Linked DNA regions of Homo sapiens: region 1 is linked to region 2. A link is an interaction called in ENCODE POLR2A ChIA-PET data of the cell type or tissue named here. Cell type or tissue: Caco-2. All regions are shown on one strand. Each heading gives the region's core, and the rest is flanking DNA. Links, peaks and the distances in the headings are about the cores only.

Region 1 (10,550 bases), core at 878-8,877, 260 kb before region 2:
AATCCCTTCTTTGTCTTTTTTGATCTTTGTTGGTTTAAGGGCTGTTTTATCACAGACTAGGATTGCAACCCCCAGTTTTTTTTTTTTGTTTTTTTTTTTTTGCTTTCCATTTGCTTGGTGAATAGTTCCCCATCCCTTTATTTTGAGCCTATGTGTGTCTTTGCATGTGAGATGGGTCTCCTGAATACATTTAATTTGCCAGTCTGTGTCTTTTAATTGGGGCATTTAGCCCCTTCACATTTAAGGTTAATATTGTTCTATGTTAATTTCATCCTGTCATCATGATGCTAGCTGGTTATTTTGAACATTAGTTGATGCAGTTTCTTCATAGTGTGATTGGTCTTTATATACGACTGTTTTTTTTTTTTGCAGTGGCTGGTATTAAGAAAGTTTTTCTTATATTAAGAAAGTTTTTCCCTTCTTAATATTTAGTGCTTCCTTCAGGAGCTCTTGCAAGGCAGGCCTGGTGTTGACAAAATCCCTCAGCGTTTGCTTGTATGTAAGGATTTTATTTCTCCTTCACTTATAAAACTTAGTTTGGCTGGATATGAAATTCCAGTTAGAAAATTCTTTTCTTTAAGAATGTTGAATATTGGCCCCCACTCTCTTTTGGCTTGTAGGTTTTCTGCAGAGAGATCTGCTGTTAGTCTGATGGGCTTCCCTTTGTAGGTAACCTGACCTCTCTCTCTGGCTGCCCTTAACTTTTTTTTTTTTTATTGAGAAGGAGTCTCGCTCTGTTGCCCAGGCTGGAGTGCAGTGGCACATCTCCGCTCACTGCAAGCTCCGCCTCCTGGGTTCACGCCATTCTCCTGCCTCAGCCTCCCACGTAGCTGGGACTACAGGCGCCCACCACCACGCCTGGCCAATTTTTTGTATTTTTTTAGTAGAGATGGGGTTTCACCGTGTTAGCCAGGATGGTCTCGATCTCCTGACCTTGTGATCCGCCCGCCTCGGGCTCCCAAAGTGCTGGAATTACAGGCGTGAGCCACCACGCTCAGCCAACTTTTATTCCTCCATTTCAACCGTGGAGAGTCTGATGATTTTGTGCCTTAGGGTTGCTCTTCTCAAGGAGTATCTTAGTGGTATTCTCTGTATTTCCTGAATTTGAATGTTGCCCTGTCTTGCTAGATTGGGGAAGTTCTCCCAGATAATATCCTGAAGTGTGTTTTCCAATTTGGTTCCATTCTCCCCTGTCACTTTCAGGGACCCTAATCAATCGTAGGTTTGGTCTTTTCACATAGTCCCATATTTCTTGGAGGCTTCGTTCATTCCTTTTCAATCTTTTGTCTCTAATCCTGTCTTCATGTCTTATTTCAGTAAGTTGAACTTCAATCTCTGATATCCTTTCTTCTGCTTGATTGATTCAGCTATTGATACTTGTGTATGCTTCATGAAGTTCTTGTGCCGTGTTTTTCAGCCCCATCAGGTCATTTATGTTCTTCTCTAAATTGGTTGTTCTATTAGCAGTTCCTGTAACCTTTTGTCAGGGTTCTTAGCTTCTTTGCATTGGGTTAGAACATGCTCCTTTAGCTCAGAGGAGTTTGTTATTACCCACCTTCTGAAGCCTACGTCTGTCAAATCATCAAACTCATTCTCTGTCTAGTTTTGTGCCCTTGCTAGAGAGGAGTTGCAATCATTTGGAGGAGAAGAGGCATTCTGGTTTTTGGAATTTTCAGCGTTTTTGTGCTGGTTTGTCCTCATCTTTATGGATTTACCTACCTTTGATCTTTGGATGGTGTTTCTGTATGGGGGTTCCTTATGTTGATGATGTTACTGCTTTCTGTTTGTTACTTTTTCTTCTAACAGTCATGCCCGTCTTCTGCAGGTCTGCTGCAGTTTGCTGGAGGTCCATTCCAGACCTTATGTGCCTGGGTATTACTAGTGTAGGCTGCAGAACAGCAAAGATTGCTGTTGCTCCTTCTTCTGGAAGCTTTGTCCCAGAGGGGCACCAGGCTGATGCCAGCCAGAGCTCTCCTGCATGAGGTGTCTGACAATCGCTGTTGGGAGGTCTCTCCCCATCAGGAGGTATGGAGGTCAGGGACCCAGTTGAGGAGGCAGTCTGTCCCTTAGCAGAGCTCAAGCGCTGTGCTGGGAGAGCCCTCCTTGTCAGGATCTGCTGCTCTCTTCAGAGTCAGCAGGCAGGAACGTTTAAAGTCCGCTGAAGTTGTGCCCACAGCCGCCCCTTCCCCCAGATACGCTGGTCCAGTGAGATGGGAGTTTTATCTATAACCCCTTGACTGGGGCTGGTGCCTTTCTTTCAGAGATGCCCTTCCCAGTGAAGAGGAATCTAGAGAGGCAGTCTGGCTGCAGCCACTTTGCCACACTGTGTTGAGCTCCACCCAGTCCGAACTTCCAGGCCTTTTTAGCGCTGTCAGGGGAAAACAAGCCTCAGTAATGGCAGATGCCCTTCCCCACACCAAGCTTGATCCTCCTAGTTTGACTTCAGACTGCTGTGCTGGTAGCGAGAATTTTAACCCAGTGGTTCTTAGCTTGCTGGGCTCCATGGGAGTGGGTCCCGCTGAGCGAGACCACTTGGCTCCCTGGCTTCAGCCCCTTTCCAGGGGAGTGAACAGCTCTGTCTCGCTGGGATTCCAGGTGCCTCTGGGGTACAAAAAAAAACTCCTGCAGCTAGCTTGGTGTCAGCCCAAACAGCCGCCCAGTTTTATGCTTGAAACCCAGGGCCCTGGTGGTGTAGGCACGCGAAGGAATCTCCTGGTCTGTGGATTGCAAAAACCGTGGGGAAAGCATAGTATCTGGCCCAGATAGCACAGTCTCTCAAGGCTTCCCTTGGCTGGGGGAGGGAGCCCTCCCACCCCCTCCCCGCCGCCGCCTGCTCCTTGCACTTCGTGGGTGAGGCGATGCCCAACCCTGCTTCTGCTCGCCCTCCATGGGCTGCACCCACTGCCCAACCAGTCCCAATGAGATGAGCAGGGTACGTCAGTTGGAAATGCAGAAATCACCGGCCTTCTGTGTTGGTCTTGCTGGGAGCTGCAGACCGGAGCTGTTCCTGTTCAGCCATCTTGCCAGCAGTCTCAGTGTTTGCATAGTTTCCAAAATTCCTTAGTTATTGATTTTTAGTTTTATTATATCGGGATCAGAAAAGTACTTCATATGATTTTGACTTTTTAAAATTTGTTGAGACTTCTTTTGTGGCCTGACGTGTGGCCTATCCTGGAGAATGTTCGATGTGCTGATGAGAATAATGTGTATTTGCAGCAGTTGGATGAAATGTTCTGCAAATGTCAGGTTCATTTGATCTAGAGTGTAGTTTAACTTTGATGTTTCTTTGTTGATTTTCTTTCTGGATCATCTGTCCATTACTGAGAATGGTGTGTTGAAGTCCTCTACTAGGATTGCATTGCAGTCTCTCTCTCCCTTTAGGTCTATTAATGTTTGCTTTATATATTTGGGTCCTCTGTTGTTGTGTACATACATATTTATAATTGTTATATCCTCTTACTGGATCAGCCCCTTTATTATTACTTGGTGACCTTCTTTGTCTCTACAGTCTTTGATGAGATTTCCTTAAAACCACTATTTTGGATTCTTTATCTGAGAGCTCACACATTGCTGTCTTATTAAGGTCAGTTACTAGTTCTTTACTCTGTCCATCTGAGGAGGTCATGGTTCCTAGTTTGCTGTTCTTCCTTGTGGACATATGTCTATATCTTGTCATTGAACCATTAATTATTTATTCCAGTCTTTGCTGTCTAGCTTGTTTTGGTCTTCCCAGGGTATATATGCTTAGAGGATTTTTGCACTTTGCCTGTTGAGTCACCTTAACCCTAGATCACTGCATCTTTTTGTTACTAGATTGTATTTTAAACCCAGATTTGCCTTGGCTTCACAACTGTTCAGAGTCCTGCATGTCTCAAATGGGGAGGTCTCAAAAGCGATACTCTAGCTGTGTGGGAAGGCTGTCTATAGGTTCATGCTGAGTGGAGCCATGGCATGTGCCTTCCTACAGTGTGGTACTGCTGAACAGCCACTCTGATTTGGTGTCTCCTTTGGCTGAGATAAAGAGCAGAATTTTGTGGCCTGGGGTTGCTGGTCCCACCTCTCTTTTAGTTTCTAGCTGCCCTCAGGGGGTTTATTGCCTATAGGCACTCATAATACTTCCTTTGGGTTGATTCAGGAATGGTTTTCCTGTAAAGGAACCCAAGATGGTGGGGAAGCTGGCTGACTGCCATGGTCTCACTTTTTCCACTGTAGAAATGAAGATTTCAGGGGGACTTTTCCTCATGGTACCTGGCAGTTTGGGGGAGGGGTGTTGTGGATATAGAAGTCCTTTTTTCTTAACATCTGCTTGGAGATTTTCACTTCTCTGTGCCCCCAGGAGTCATTTCAGCTTCAGATGTGAGTTCTGGGATATTACTGGTGTTAATCTTGGCACTGGATATTTGTTTTTGGTTTTCAGTAGGGGAGAATGAAGCCAGATTGCTTCTGTTCTGCCATTTTGGTGACATCACACTTCTGGTTTCTAAGGTTAATTTATGTAGTATGTATCGGTAGTTCATCCCCTTTTAAGGCTAAATAAATCTATATTATATTGTATGGATATTCTTTACTTTGTTGGTGGTCCATTGGCTCATGGACATTTGATTATTTCCAGTTTGGGGCTGTTATGAATAATACTGAAATTAACATTTGTATACATGTCTTCCTCTGGACATACACTTTTATTTCTCTTGGGGAGATTCCTAAGAGAAGAATTTTAGTCTATATGGTGAATTTATGTTTAACTCTTAAACTGTCAAAACTGTTTTCCAAAGTGTTTATAACATTTTCATTTTTCACCAACAATGTATGAGGATTCTAGTTTCTTCACATCTTCTCAACACTTGATTTTTTTTTTTATTATAACTGTTATAATAGGTGTGAAATGGTATTTCACTGTGGTTTTAGTTTTGCATTTCCTTAATGAGTAATGATGTCAAGCATATTTTCACATGCTTACTAGCCATTCATAATCTTTTTTTTGAGACTGGGTCTTGCTCTGTCATCTAGGCTGGAGTGCAATGGCTGAATCATTGCACACTGCAGCCTAGACCTCCTGGGCTCAAATAATCCTTCCACCTCAGCTTCCCAAGTAGCTGGGATCACAGGCACATGCCACTCAGCCCAGCTAATTTTTAAAAATAATCTTTTGTAGAGATGTGGTCTCCCTGTGTTGCTCAGGCTGGTCTTGAACTCCTGGTATCAAGCAATTCCCCGCTTGGCCTCTGAAAATGCTGAGATGGCAGGTGTGAGCCACTGTACTCCCAAGCGTATAGCTCTTTATATGGACCTGCATCAAGGAAGCATTGTGTGAGTTCAAGCAAGAAAGCCCCATGACAAACTAAACAAGATTCTCAAAGGTACAGCTCTTTATATTCACTCAGCAGCCACTTTACAATCCCAAGTCTTAGAGGGTTAGGTGAGAATAGAGTTCTTATCAGCCACCTCATGAATTTAGAACCATCTTTCCCCTTGCTGACTCAATACAGTGACCAGGCCCCTCATTTCATCTTTTTTTTTTTTTTTTTTACCCTATCCCTCTCTGACAGATTATGCTAACTTTGAATCTCAAGAATAATAGTTGGAAACTCATTCTCTTCTTTTACCTGGGCTTTTTGTATAAATGGTCCACCCTTTCCCCAGATTTCTGCATTCCATGTGGTATTGGATGTATAGAAGCTGAGCTGATGAAAGAAAAATGTTTCTGTTATTCTACCCCTACAGTGGCTGCAAATGATTTTCCATTTTATCTCAAATTTGCTTAAGGTGACTTGCTGTTTCTACCTGTAAAATTAAAAAAGAGCTTTTAATTTTTAAATGGGAATTTTGTTCACTTAAAAATTTCTTTCACAAGATAGGGACATGTATCTTGCTGTATGTACTATTTACACATCTTCTTTAAAAGAATCATCTTTTAAATAATCATTTTAAGAATCATCAAGTTCAGACATCAGTTTGATCATCACTTGTTTGTTTAGAAAGCCATAATGATTTCCAGTGACTACTTAAAGTTTATACCTGGTAATGGCTTTAATGCCCTCTGCTGCCTAGCTTCCTACTTTACCTATCCTAATCAATTAGAGAAAACCTATTTAATTTGTTCTAGAGTTTGTGTGTGTATATGTGTGTATGTGTATATATTGTGTGTGTTTGTATATTATAAAACTTATTGAGAGAGGGGTAGAATATACAAACACAATATACACAAACAATATTCACACACAATATACACGCATACACAACCTCTGTTTTTTTCATACACACACACACACACACACTTTCTCTCTCTCTCTCTGTGTTTTTTCATCTTTTTCTTCAAGTGATTTAAGGTGCCACCTCTACTTTGAAGTTTTCTGATTAAACCAGATGAATTCCAGTTAGCCAACCTTCTTAAGAGTTCAGTATATTTGTAAGTAATTTCCTTTAAGAATGCTTTAATTGCAGTAAAAATTTATCAGTTTAAATTTTGTGGAGAAAATACTGACCAAATTTATGAAGAGTAAATTCCAAGTTATTATAAGAAGAGATGTAGAATAGTTATTCCTAAGTAATAATATGTATATTTAGAAAGATAAACTAAGGTGAATTTACCAAAGACTGAGCCATGTATTGCCACAAAATTATCCAAGTTTATCATTTTGGATTGAAAATTTTCTGCTTGTATTTCTGCTACTGAGAAGCAGAGTACAAAGAATTTTAAATTGTTGAATTAAATGGAGAAATTATATAATATTTTGTTCCTATGTATTTCAGTTATGGTACTATCAGTGCAATTAAATTGGTGCTTCCTTAGGTTCAGAGACTATAGTATAGTAGAATAATATATATGTGTATGTGTGTCTGTCTGTCTATCTATCTATCTGTCTATCTATCTATCTATCATATATTTTTTGAGATGGTCTTGCTCTGTTGCCTAGGTTGAAGCACAGTGGTACTATCATAGCTCACCTCAGCCTTCATCTTCTGGGCTCAAGCAATTCTCCTACCTCAGCCTCCCCAGTAGCTAGGAATACAGGTGCACACCACTATGCCCAGCTAATTTTTTATTTTTTTGTGGAGACAGGGGTCTTGCTTTGTTGCCCAAGCTGCTTTCAAATCCCTGGCCTCAAGTGATTCTTCCGCCTGGCCTCTCAAAGTGTTTGAATTACAGGTGTGAGCTACTGTGTGTGGCCTAGAATAATATATTTTTGACTTTGATTTTGATACTTACTTTTTTTATTAAAGATTCTAGATATGCTTTTAGTATATAACACTGCTGAAGTGATTTATATTTTTGTTAATTTAGTGTTAGAACTAAAATTCATCTTGTTAGTGGTGTTTTATTTTTGACTTATATTTAATACTTATTAGCATACTCCTTTATTTTTAGCGTTGCCTGGTGTCATTAAAGCCATTGATAAAATTAAAGATAAAAATGTGGATTATGAGGATCTAAATACTTGTCTTCAAAATTTTGGTATTTACCTTTCTAAGCCAGAATTTAAGAAGATCACAGAACTGACTGAAGCTGGTGGTGAGTGATATATTTTCAGGCAAACTGCATTGACACATCTGGAAGGAGGGTCAATTTGTTATTTTTTTCTTAGAAAAATGACTAATTTTTTTATTATAAAAAGTTAAAATTAAACTAATACAAAAAGTATGGAAATACTCAAAAGTACAAGAAAACACTCAAAAGCCTGTTATTTAGGAATAACCAGTATTAATAGTCTTTTTAATTAAAAAAAAATTTTATTTATTTATTCTTTAAATAATCTTTTCAAGATTTTTTTTCCTAGGCAAAAATGCAGACAAAAAGAAAGCAGAATTTGTGGTATTGCTGTCTGACAAGGTAGAAGTCAGGACAAAAGGCATTAAATTGGGGCAAATAGGGATTCATTATTATGTCAAAACCTACAATTCACAATAAAGTTAAACCATTTTTGAGTATCTGTGCCCATATAACCTAGCAGCAGCTCTTCTAAAGGAAAGGGTGAGAGTGGCTCGACAGGAGACTGGGGTTATAGGTGAAATAATATTGTCTATGAGTTGATAATTGTTGACGCTAGAGATAGTATATGAACATATTACACTATTCTATTTTGTGTATATTTAACATTTTCCATAATAAAAAGTAAAAAAAGGAATATGTCTAAGTTGTATGATACCTGTATAGAGAAAATAAGACTATGTGAAGACATTAAAATCTAGATAAATAAGAATGTATCCCATGTCTGTAGATTCAGAGACCCAAGACTGTCAATTCTCTAATTAACTTATTTATTCAAAGCAATTCTAATAAAACCCTGACTTTTTTGTAAGCTAATTCTAATATTTATATGAATGACTAAAGGCTAAGAATAGCTAAAGCACTCTTGAAGAAGAACATTTGTGGAGATATGTGTGTGTTGGGGGGTGGGGGTTGGGAGGAACTTGCTCTCCTGGATATCAAATCTCCTTATAAAGCCGTAGTGACTAAAAGAGTGTGAGAATGGCAAAGGGATAGAGAAATTTACCAATAGGACAAGATAAGGAACTTCCAAACATATCCACAAACATACATGGCAACATATATGATAAAGTGGTGGATAACTGGGGAAAGAAGGACCATTTAATAAATGGTACTGAAAAAATTACTTATTCAAATGGAAAGAATAGTTAGATCCCTGTCTCACTCCGTATTCAATAATTTCCAGGTGTGAGAACTAAGGTTTAGAAAAAACAAAGGGAAGAAAAATTTTCTGACGTAGGATTTTTTAAGATATGAAATAAGAAACTAGAAAAGATTGATAAATTTGCATACATTAAGAACTTCTCTTTGTTAAAAGATACAACAAAGAGAATGAAATACAAGCCACACACTGGTTATTTGCAACACTTACAACAGTGATGATTATCGTAGAGAATATATAGGCAACTTTTACAAACCAACAACTCAACAGATATTATAGAAGTTTTCCACATGAAGACACAAGTTGCTAATAATCACATGAAAAGGTTCTCAACATCCTTAGTAATTAGGGAAGTGCAAAGTTTAGGTCATAATGAGATACTTAAAAAAAAAAGAGGGATCTGTTGGCCTCAAACTCCTGGGCTCAAGCAATCCTCCCACCTCATCTTCCTGAGTAGCCGGGACTAAAGGCACAAGCCACCATGCCTGGCTCATGACATACATTTTTATATCCACTAAAATTGGGAAAAAGTAAGAAATATGTTATTCTAAGTATTGGTAAATATGGTGAAAGTGGTAAAACCACTTTGGAAAATAATATGTAGTATCTTGTAACATTTGCATATCCCATGGTTTAGAAATACTATTCTTAGCTATAAATCCTGGAAAATCTCTTGGACTTAAGTACCAGGAAGCATATTCAAGAATGTACATGGCAGCACTGATCTTAATGGCAAAAAAGGAGAAAGAAAGCAGCATGATATTCATCCACAGAATGTATACATAAATTGTGGTATACACCATTGTGTATTCATATAATGGAAACCCCATCTCTCCTAAAAATATGAAAATTAACTGGGCATGGTGACGTGCCTGTAATCCCAGCTGCTTGGGAGGCTGAGGTGGGAGAATCGCTTGAACCTGGGAGGTGGAGGTTGCAGTGAGCTGAGATTGCACCGCTGCACTCTAGCGTGGGTGACAGAGTGAGACTCTTTCTCAAAAATAAATAAATAAATAAATAAATAAATAAATAAATAAAAATAAAAATAAATAAAAGTTAAAAATATTATGTATGCTTGAGAGGGACTGGAAGAATTTTGACCCGTTTTCTTGGTGTTTTTCAGCGTTTACTTCTCTACTGTAAATTGATTTGCTTTTCCCCTTTATACCCATATATTTTTATTGGTTAGTATTACCTGATGGATATAATTATATATTTCTGAATATATAACGTATTTTATATAATTCAATATTTTTCATAATAATACTTAAAAGATGCCAAAAAAATGTGTTTCTTTTTCCTGTAGAAACAAAAAAAGTGAATTTTAAAGAATTCATTGATACTATGATGAGCAACACGGAATGCTTCTCTGAAAAATTAGGTACGTAAGAATATCATGTCTTCTGCTTTTTGTGGACCAAATAGTTTGACAGATTTTAGAAGAGCGTAAACACTCTTTTAGTCTCTTATAGAGCTAGTTATCCTGCAGGTCATCCGACAAATAAATGCCTGGCTTCCTGCTGCTATATTTGGCTTTAATCTCCTCTAATGACCCCTAATTCTAGAATGTCTTCTACATGCAAGTGAATTAAAAGCTATCATAATTTTATTTTTCATTAGCGCACTTATAGAGGGCTAGAACCATGTATAGCATTCGTTTTGGGGAAAAGATTTAAAATGTCTTTCAACTTAGGAAAAATGATGCCTTCTAGTGCCTGAGTACTAATATGAGAATTTCTGGTTACATCTGTCCCCATTTCTTTCTATCTTCCAATGTATTCAGTAACATTTATGAACCATTAATATGTACTAGGCTTTATGTTAAGCTGTAAGTGTGGTAATATGGAAAAGATAGTTTTGCCACTCAGAAGTTCACCATAAAGAAGTGTAAGGTCACATGTG
Region 2 (10,160 bases), core at 1-8,000:
AGGGAAGATCTTATATGGTCTTGCCTCCACTCAAAACTAGCTCAACTCAATCCCTTGTTCTCTGTTTTGGGGACACTGGCATTCTTGCAGTAACTTGTAATCCCCAAGCTCCTTCCCACGAGAGTCTCCATACACACTATTCCTCTCTTCTTCACCTGAGTAACTCTCTTCCCTTCCTCAGCTAAGCTTTCCCTGAACTCCCTGACTGGAACCTTCCTTGACATGTGTCACTTTTACAACTTTACATGTTTGAGAGATTAAATGATTAAAGTCTATCTTCCCTAATAGACCAAGGACCACTCACTTAGCACAAAATACATGGTAAGGAGATAACAGCCAATGCATACATAACATGCTAGACTGGCATTCACCATGTCTTTTATTTATTTTTTTAAATTAAAATTAAAGCTGCCATATTTTTCTTTTCTTTTTTGAGACAGGGTCTCGCTGCGTTACCCAGGCTGGAGTGCAACGGCGTGATCTCGGCTCACTGCAACCTCCACCTCCTGGGTTCAAGTGATTCTCCTGCCTCAGCCTCCCGAGTAGCTGGGATTAAAGGCTCCTGCCACTACGCCTGGCTAATTTTTGTATTAAGTACAGACAGGGTTTCACCATGTTGGCCAGGCTGGCCTCAAACTCCTGGGCTCAAGTGATCCTCCAGCCTTGGCCTCCCAAAGTGCTGTGATTATAGGCATGAGCCACTGCACTCAGCCCATTCACCATGTCTTAACTCACTTAGGACCTCCCTATTTGTCCCTACATAGTAAGGACAATTAATAGTCTCATTTTACATTGAGGAAAGTTAACTCACAAACTAAGAAGTGGTAGAGCTGGGATAGGAACTCAGGCACCCAATTTCTGGAGTCTGTGCTCATCACTCAAGCTCCGGTACCTCACCAGCATTTATTGAATGTGAGTACTTTTGATAAGAACTAAACAGCACCATCAGTAACTTTAGTTCAACTAAAGTCAGTTCATTTTGATTTTGGTAAGGATTTTATGTTTGATTGGAACTTTGCTGTAAAACTTTTATTTTCCCAGCATTTTACTTCAGCCACAGGGTCTAGCTGTCACCCAGGCTGGAGTGCAGGATCATAGGTCACTGCAGCCTTAAACTCCTGGCCTCAAGTAATCCTCCTGCCTCACCCTCCTGAAGTACATGCCACCATGCCCGGCTTTTTCAAAATTGTATGGGTTGGGCGTGGTGGCTCACGCCTGTAATCCCAGCACTTTGGGAGGCCGAGGTGGGCGGATAACTTGTGGTCAGGAGTTTGAAACCAGCCTGGCCAACATGGTGAAACCCCATCTGAAATATAAAAAAAATTAGCTGGGCGTGGTGGTGGGTACCTGTAATCCCAGCTACTTGGGAAAACAAGGGATTGAGAACAAGGGATTGAGTCGAGCTAGTGCTGAGCGGAGGCAAGATCATACAAGACCTTGCCTGCCATGCAAGTGGTTTTGTCTATATCCTAAGAGCAAAGGAGAATTGCTTGAACCCGGGAGGCGGAGGTTGCAGTGAGCTGAGATGGCACCACCGCCCTCCAGCCCGGGTGAAAGCGAGACTCTGTATCAAAAAAAGAAAGAAAGAAAGAAAGAAAATTGTATAGAGACAGGGTTTTGCTCTTATTTCAGTTGCTTTAAAAATCCATTTGCCCTCACTGGTATCATCATGACTGATGTTGAGACAGAGGTAGCCCAGCAAACTGCTGGAGAGCAGGGGAAAGTTAGCTTGAGTGAAACAAATTATGGATAATTTGTAGTGTAGGTAACTCAGGTAAGGACAATTCCAGGATTTTCACAGATGTCATCTCACTTAATCTTCATTGACTTTTTAGCGGCGGTGGGGGGACACAGTCTCACTGTCGCCCAGGCTGGAGTGCAGTGGCGCAATCTCGGCTCACTGCAACCTCTGACTTCTGGGTTCAAGTGATTCTCCTGCCTCAGCCTCCCAAGTAGCTAGGATTACAGGCTCCCACCACCACACCCGGCTAATTTTTGTATTTTTAGTACAGACAGGGTTTCACCATGTTGGTCAGGCTGGCCTCAAACTCCTGGGCTCAAGAGATCCTCCAGCCTCAGCCTCCCAAAGTACTGCAATGACAGGCGTGAGCCACCACGCATGGCCAATCTTCATTGATTTCTTTTTTTTTGAAATGGAGTCTTGCTCTGGCACCCAGGCTGAATGCAGTGTTGTTTTGTTTTGTTTTGTTTTGAGATGGAGTCTTGCTGTCATCCAGGCTGGAGTACAGTGGGTTTTTTTTGAGATGGAGTCTTGCTCTGTCACCCAGGCTGGAGTGCGGTGGTGCAATCTTAGCTCACTACCACCTCTGCCTCACGGGTTCAGGCAATTCTCCTGCCTCAGCCTACTGAGTAGCTGGGATTGATTGCAGGTGCCCACCACCACGCCCGGCTAATTTTGTATTTCAGTAGAGACAGGGTTTCACTGTGTTGGCCAAGCTGGTCTCTAACTCCGGACCTCAGTTGATCTGCCCACCTCAGCCTCCCAAAGTGCTGGGATTAAAGGCGTGACCCACCACGCCCTGGCCCAATCTTCACTGATTTATAACAAAGTTACACACACAGGGCAGTTCTTCCACAGTTAATAGATGAAGCAAAAGGCTGGGGTTAGCTGCTAAGCCATGGGAAATCCACTAGTCACAGTATGGTGTGAGGAATGGTGTCCCTACATTTCTAGCTTCAAAACTGCAAAGATATCTCTAGCAGAGAAAGACCATTTCTTCCTCTTTTAACAAAGAGTTGGCCAATCTTTCCTAATTCTTTGTGAAACCTTTCAACAAAGTCAGACTTCCTCCTAGGTTTTCCCAGTGTGGCTACTGCAGGGCAATTACCTCACAAGCTCAAGTCATATGGTAAAAAGCTCTATGAACCAGCTACATCCAATTACCCCTACATCATTACTGTGAAAATGAAACAATTCAAGAAATTCTTTGTTACCATTTATTTTTTCTTTTTTTGAGAGTCTTAACTGTCGCCCAGGCTGAAGTGCAGTGGTGAAGTCTTGGCTCACTGCAACCTCTGCCTCCCGGGTTCAAGAGATTCTGTCTCAGCCTCCTGAGGAGCTGAGATTATAGGCGTGCGCCACCACGCTCGGCTAGGTTTTTTTTTTTTTTTTGTATTTTTAGTAGAGACAGGGTTTCACCATGTTGGCCAGACTGGTCTTGAACTCCTGACCTCAAGTGATCCGCCCGCCTCGGCCTCCCAAAGTGCTGGGATTACAGGCATGAGCCACCGCGCCCGGCCCTATTATTACACTTTTCCTTTATCATTTTAAAAATCTTCATTTTTTTTAAAAGAGACAGGATCTCGCTAAGTTGTCCAGGTTAGTCTTGAACCCCTGGGCTCAAGCGATCCTCCCAAAGTCCTGGGATTGCAGGCCTGAGCCACATACTGTATGCACATTTTTTTTCTTTTCTTTGAGATGGAGTCTCGCTCTGTCGCCAGGCTGGACTGCAGTGGCGCGATATCGGCTCACTGCAACCTCTGCGTCCAGGGTTCAAGCGATTCTCCTGCCTCAGCCTCAGGAATAGCTTGGACTTCAGGTACGCGCCACCACACCGGGCTAATTTTTTATATTTTAGTAGAGACGGGGTTTCACCATGTTGGCCAGGATGGTCTCGATCTCTTGACTCGTCATCCGCCCCCCTCGGCCTCCCAAAGTGCTGGGATTACAGGCGCGAGCCACAGCGCCCGGCCCACGTTTTCTTTATATGCATTTTGCTAAGAAAAGGCATTCATGAGTTTCTTCCGGGGTTGAGAACTGAAACAGGTTAAGAACCACAATCCTTTATTCCTGTACACACATTCTTTCTGGTTCGAGGTTGGGCCTTTACAGGGTACTTTTGGAGGGTGAAACATTTCCATCCTGTCAAGTACCTGGTAGCTATGGATGGGGGGTCTAAGAGGAGGAATCCCTTAGCTCACCCCTAAGCAAGTCAGATTTATCACAGCACAGGTCTCAAGCCCCATATAAGCAGGCTTAGGGGACTCCTTGGAGAGGAAGCTGCTTGTAGGGACAAGGGCCGTCAGGAGAGCTTGAGCTTATCAAGCCACTAACCAGCTGTGTGACCTTGGACAAGTTCCAGACCCTCTCTGGGCTCCTGAACCCATTCCTTACCAAGCCATTAACCAGCTGTGTGACCTTGGACAAGTTCCATACCCTCTCTGGGCTTCAGTTTCCACATCTACACATTGGCAGTGGAGCCACATGGCCTTACGGATCCCTCCCAGCCGAAAGCAGGGTACCAAGCCGACCTAGCCATTAAAGCAGCTTCCTGTGGGCGCGGCGCAGGACTTCAACAGTCCCCCCTCCCCCGCTCAGGCCCGCGAAAACCTCGCGCAACACGCCCCTCGGAGCGACGGCGCTTACCCAACCGCAGCCCCAGCGCTCGAACCCAGCTCCGCCTCTTCCCGGGGGCGTCCCATCGTGCCCCGCGCCGGGCTCCTAGGGTTGCCGGGCACCTCCCGCCTTCCCGCGCCCCGACCCCGAACTCCTCTCCTTAGTTCTCCCGGGCACCCTATCCTATCAACGCCTACTATCCCAGCCAATCGCGCAGGATCCGAGTCGTGCCTCCGGTCCACCCTCCTCCCAGCGCTCAGCCGGTCTGAGCTCAAGGCCTTTACCAAGCCCACCCAATCAACGGCGGGCTCTCTCCTACCCCATCCCAATCTCCCTCCCCTCGGCCAATCCGCGCGCTCCATTCCGCTGCCCGCCCAGCCAACCCGGGCCTTGAAACCAGCAGGCGAATGGGCGCGAGACGGCCCTTCGACGCTGAGCGCCTGGCCAGTTAGGGATTCCGCGTGGCCAGGACAACGGCCAATCGTCGTGGAGCGCGGCGCCTCCGCGGAGAGGTCCGGTCCGAATATCCCTCCGCCTTCCTCCCTCCCTCGCTCCCTCCCTGCGCGCCGCCTCTCACTCACAGCCTCCCTTCCTTCTTTCTCCCTCCGCCTCCCGAGCACCAGCGCGCTCTGAGCTGCCCCCAGGGTCCCTCCCCCGCCGCCAGCAGCCCATTTGGAGGGAGGAAGTAAGGGAAGAGGAGAGGAAGGGGAGCCGGACCGACTACCCAGACAGAGCCGGTGAATGGGTTTGTGGTGACCCCCGCCCCCCACCCCACCCTCCCTTCCCACCCGACCCCCAACCCCCATCCCCAGTTCGAGCCGCCGCCCGAAAGGCCGGGCCGTCGTCTTAGGAGGAGTCGCCGCCGCCGCCACCTCCGCCATGGAGCTGATCACCATTCTCGAGAAGACCGTGTCTCCCGGTAGGACGCAGGAGCCGGGGGTAGGGCTGAGGTGATTGGGGTGGGGGAGGGGAGGCCCGGCCCCTCTGACCCCGCTCCGTCTCCCACTTTCCTCCCCCTAGATCGGCTGGAGCTGGAAGCGGCGCAGAAGTTCCTGGAGCGTGCGGCCGTGGAGAACCTGGTGCGTGCTACCCCGCCGCGCCCATCCCGCCGCGTCCCCATCCCCTGCGTGCGGGGCCTTCCCGCCCTCCCGGAGGCCCAGGCCTCGGGAACCTACCCCGCCCCATCCCGTCCCCCTCCCCCCTCCCCCTCCCCCCCCAACCCGGTCCAACCTAACCCCGCCATCGGGAAGCCGGTGGGTGTGTCCCGCCCCGGGCCTCGCGACTGGCCAATGGCTTGGCGCGCCGAGCTGCCTGCCGCCCAATCGTTGCGCGGCCTGAGGGCGGCGGTGCAGCGGGAGGGAGAAAGAGGGAGGGAAGGGAAGTTAGGTTGCGCGGCGCTGCGTGTTCAGCAGGGGTGGGGGCGGGGGAGTCGGGCCTAGGGGCCATGTGGAAGCTCCGGGCCCGGCCGCCCGCCCTGTCTGACCCCGGCCGGCTTCTCCTTCCTATCCCGTGGCCCCTGTGGCTCTCCCCACCTATTTCCTAGAGCTCTGCCCTTTCCTAGCTACCTTGGTCTGTACTCATGGCCAGGCCTGGCACCCGACTGCCTCTTAACCCATTTCCACTGATATTTTTCCCTCTTTGCTCGGTTATTCCTCTCTTGGGGTTTTTTCTTTTTCTTTCTTTCTTTTTTTTTTTTCTTCTGACCTGGATGAATAGAGACCTAATCACTAGGGATCTGCACCCAGAAAACAGACTGAGGCTCATCTTTGAGATGGGGCCTGTTTGCTGATGAAATCACAGGGGAAAGTTCCTCGTTTTTCATATTTTAAAATTTAAGGGGTCCGGAGAAAATGAAGCTAAGTCCGCTAGAGACTGGTCCTTTGTATAAAAATGTGGGATGGATTGGTTGAAACAGCCTAGATGCCAGTTAAGTTTCTCTTTGGTGTCCATCTCCTGTTGGGGGATGGGGTCAGAGGGAAGGATTGGATGATGCTTGACATCTTTGAGAAAGGTAATAGGAATTAAGTCTGAGTAACACTAACCATATGTGTTCCTTTGTGTTATATAGGCAAAATGTCAACATCAACAAAGTGACAAGGCTTATTTTATACAGACTGCCTTTGAATGATTTTTTTGTTGTTTTTCATATGTGCCAATTTTTACAACTAACCTGTTTATCCTTTCCTAGAAGAGATTTTTCCACTAGTATAGGCTGATAATTCCATTTAGGGTATTATTCCTGTTTCTGCTTTTGCAAATTTTGCAAAAAGCTTTTTATCTTATTCCTAACATTCTTAACATTCTTTAGTGGTACATAATTAATAAAACTTTTAAGAATTATCTTCTGCTGTGATTGCAGAGCTTGTTAGCAGTAAGAAAAATGTGTCTGCTTTTGACTTTTCCTGCTAACTTTGCTGTTTGGGCACGGTTTTTGGTGGAGAGGTGTGTGTGTGCTAAATTTTTAAACAAAGGGAGTAGTTTTTGAGGCCTGTGGATTACAAAAGGTTACAAAAGAACATGCTTTTCAGGGATCCACTGTATTCCTCAACTAAAGTCCAAATGTAAAGGAGCAAGTAATTGTTGATCATTAGATACAAAGTTATTTTGCTTGAACAGCTTGCCTGAAGATTTTTTCTTTCACTTTTTCCCTATTTCTAAATATCTTATCACTTTTCCTTATAAATCTGCTTTTTTCATTGTTCCCTTTTTGCTGAGTGCCCACAAATAAAACGGAGGATGAGGCTCCTAAGTTTGTTTTAGGCTTATCTGTATTTCCCCCTCTCATAAAAGATCACCTCCTTCCATGGATTGAAAAGCTACCCTGCTGCTGCCATGAGATGGAAAGTTGGATCATTCTTTTGGGACCAAGGTTTTTGAAATTTAGATAAACAGTTTTATTTTCTACCCCCCATCATAACAGCCATTCATTTAACAAACATTGAGTACCAGACATTATTAAAAGTTCTTGGGACACCTCAGTATACATAGAAGACTGACTACTACTACCATACTCTGAAACCTTGCAATTCGGGGGTCTAACATGACAATTTGGGCACTAAGAATGATCTTGATAGGGAAATCTGTAATTCCTCATTAAGTGCTAGGCTCCACGAGAAAAGTGGAAGACTTCCTGTTACACTAAGTAACATTTTTATAGAAGTCAGTGAAGTAAATATTTTGTGGTTTCCTGAAATGCTTATATCAAAAAAAAATTAGACATTAGTTCCCCCCCTCGCCGCCCCTCTGGTGGTTCAGTGCTCTATAAATTATCCTCAGTTGTGGAAATTCCTAAGATATTTTTATTTACAAATTTATCTTCCCTTAACAGCCCACTTTCCTTGTGGAACTGTCCAGAGTGCTGGCAAATCCAGGAAACAGTCAGGTTGCCAGAGTTGCAGCTGGTCTACAAATCAAGAACTCTTTGACATCTAAAGATCCAGATATCAAGGCACAATATCAGCAGAGGTGGCTTGCTATTGATGCTAATGCTCGACGAGAAGTCAAGAACTATGTGAGTAACGCTTATCTGTTTGGTTATATTGCCCAGAGAACAAGAAATCGCTTTCTCAGATCTTTTGCTATTTGCATGGGATAGAGCTAACAGTGTGATAGGTTTCTGGGACCTCAACTTTACCTAAAGATAAAAATTGTCTTTGTCTTAAATCTTTCTCAACACAGCTTGTCCATTCCCATTGATGGATTGGAATTCTTTTTAGATGACTGAGGTAGGCTGCAGCAGTTTGGGAAACTTTAATTACGTGCCATAATTGGTAAAATCTGTTTGGCAAATGGGAGTAGTGTACAAATTGGTGCTACATTTGTATAAAAATTAGGGAATTTGTTAATAGGTATTTCCAAGCTCTCCAGAAATTCCGATTCGGTACTTCTGGAGTACAGCTCAGGGAATTTTTTTTTTTTTTTTTTTTTGGAGACAGTCTTGCTCTGTTGCCCAGGCTGGAGTGCAATGGCATGATCTCGGCTCACTGCAGCCTCCGCCTCCCAAGTAGCTGGGATTACAGGCACCCACCACCATGCCCAGCTAATTTTTGTACTTGAAGTAGAGACGGGGTTTCACCATGTTGGCCAGGCTGGTCTTGAACTCCTGACCTCAGGTGATCTGCCTGCCTTGGCTTCCCAAAGTGCTGGGATTACAGGAGTGAGCCACCTCGCCTGGCTGTTGTTGTTTTTAAATTAAGTTCTTTAGTGATCTGTCTTACATGGGTAAGGCACAAAGAGGAGTGAGTTAAATATCTGTGCAGTCATCATTTTGTCCTTGGTATTTGAGTGGAAACTAGTGGGGAATTCCTACATATGTACTTGTGCAGGACATGGTTATGCACATCATACTTGCTATTTCCTGGTTCTAGATATCAGCATTAGGTAAAGTAGTGCCCTGTAAGGCAGTAACTTCTGTATCTGGTTGTGTACCTCCTTCTGTCACCAATCTTGCATACCCATGATAAGGAGCCGGGTTATTAAATCCAACTTGGTTTCAAATCGTTTTGGAGCATGTAGAGCTGTTTCTATTCATGTTGGTTCTGCTTGTGTAATAACAACATTTTAATTCCTTCTCCCTCAGCTAAGTGACATAAATGGAAGTATATTCTATCACTGGAAATCTCGATACTGATAGTGCCCATTCAGTTTCTCATCTTCCTTAATTTACACACTAGTAAATGGGATAAGATGTAATTGGAATTGTAATTGGCTTATTTTTTGGCACATCACTCTTAACACCAACCCTTTAAAAAAAAATTAGACAATAATGGCTGGGCGCAGTGGCTCATGCCTGTCATCCCAGCACTTTGAGAGGCCGAGGTGGGTGGATCACCTGAGGTCAGGAGTTCGAGACCAGCCTGGCCAACATGGCGAAACCCTGTCTCTACTAAAAATACAAAAATTAGCTGGCTGTGGCGGTGGATACCTGTAGTCTCAGCTACTCTGGAGGCTTAGGCAGGAGAATTGCTTGAACCTGGGAGGCGGAGATTGTGGTGAGCCAAGATTGCGCATTGCACTCCAGCCTGGGTGACAGAGTGACACTCCATTTCTTAAAAAAAAAAAAAAAAAAAAAATTAGATAATTTGTATAGGCATGGTTAAGCCCTCGGGCATGAGAAAAAAGCTAACAGTACCTTGGCCTTTTTCCCTTTCATAGCACAACGATAACTAATACTAAGTTTCACTGTTGGTGATCTTTTTTGAAATCTGGATATTGGGGCACAATTGGGAGCTAGTTTCTCTTTTCTGATAATTGAATATTACTATTAAGGTTACCTCTAGTTTAAACAGAAAACTTTTAGTACTCAGGAGGTGGACATCCGTAGTTTCTAAATCACCTCAAGTAATATGGAGTCTTCAGAAAGCAATCTAAAGGAAAAAGGTAAAGGTAGAATGGGATTCAGTGCACTCCACATATGTACTAGGAGACTATGTAGTGTGGTGTGAAGGCACCCTGGACTTGGGTTAATAATACCCATTCAGCCCCTGATATTTTGGACAATTCACCTTGTTTTTCCCCCTCATTCCCTCGTGTCTTTGACATACCGTTTTTGTCCATTCTAGCTCTGCTAGTCCTCGAGAGCAAAGCCTTTCATTTAACATCAATCAGAACTGTTTGTAGTTGGGTAGAGCTGATGGGGGTGGGGGCCAGGGATGATGATATACCGTATAAGAAGGAAAGGGGGAGTTCATTATTGGTGCTAGCTGCAAAGCAGGATACTAAGTGATCCGACCCAGTCAGCAGAGCTGGCCTGAATATCTGGCAGCTATTCTTTGTCCCGTGTTCATGCCAGAACAGTTAACTG

The links. Peaks named below come from ENCODE experiments on the same cell type or tissue, not always from the same donor. Only the 100,000 strongest peaks of a DNase experiment are listed, where the experiment ranks them.
Region 1: POLR2A ChIA-PET joins it to region 2 with 18 read pairs; 3 of 35 experiments call an interaction of 5 or more read pairs at or near these places.

Annotation. Positions count from the first base shown.
Region 1 is chr17:47,384,071-47,394,620 of GRCh38, forward strand. It overlaps EFCAB13 (EF-hand calcium binding domain 13), which reads left to right. Exons shown (of 25, transcript NM_152347.5): 15 at 7,367-7,510; 16 at 9,955-10,029. Among named protein-coding and RNA genes, the nearest start is that of EFCAB13, 65 kb to the left of the region's middle. In Caco-2, for the core only: no CTCF peak of the experiment used is centred there; no DNase peak of the experiment used is centred there.
Region 2 is chr17:47,645,009-47,655,168 of GRCh38, forward strand. It overlaps KPNB1 (karyopherin subunit beta 1), which reads left to right and starts at 4,911. Exons shown (of 22, transcript NM_002265.6): 1 at 4,911-5,276; 2 at 5,378-5,436; 3 at 7,686-7,868. The coding sequence starts at 5,237. KPNB1-DT (KPNB1 divergent transcript) reads right to left here and starts at 4,420. Exons shown (of 4, transcript NR_171700.1): 1 at 4,388-4,420. RefSeq lists an enhancer at 3,066-3,911 and silencers at 4,312-4,581, 4,592-4,641, 4,652-4,831, 5,262-5,331, 5,442-5,581 and 1 more. In Caco-2, for the core only: no CTCF peak of the experiment used is centred there; DNase peaks (open chromatin) are centred at 4,703 and 5,653; H3K4me3 peaks cover 2,967 bases.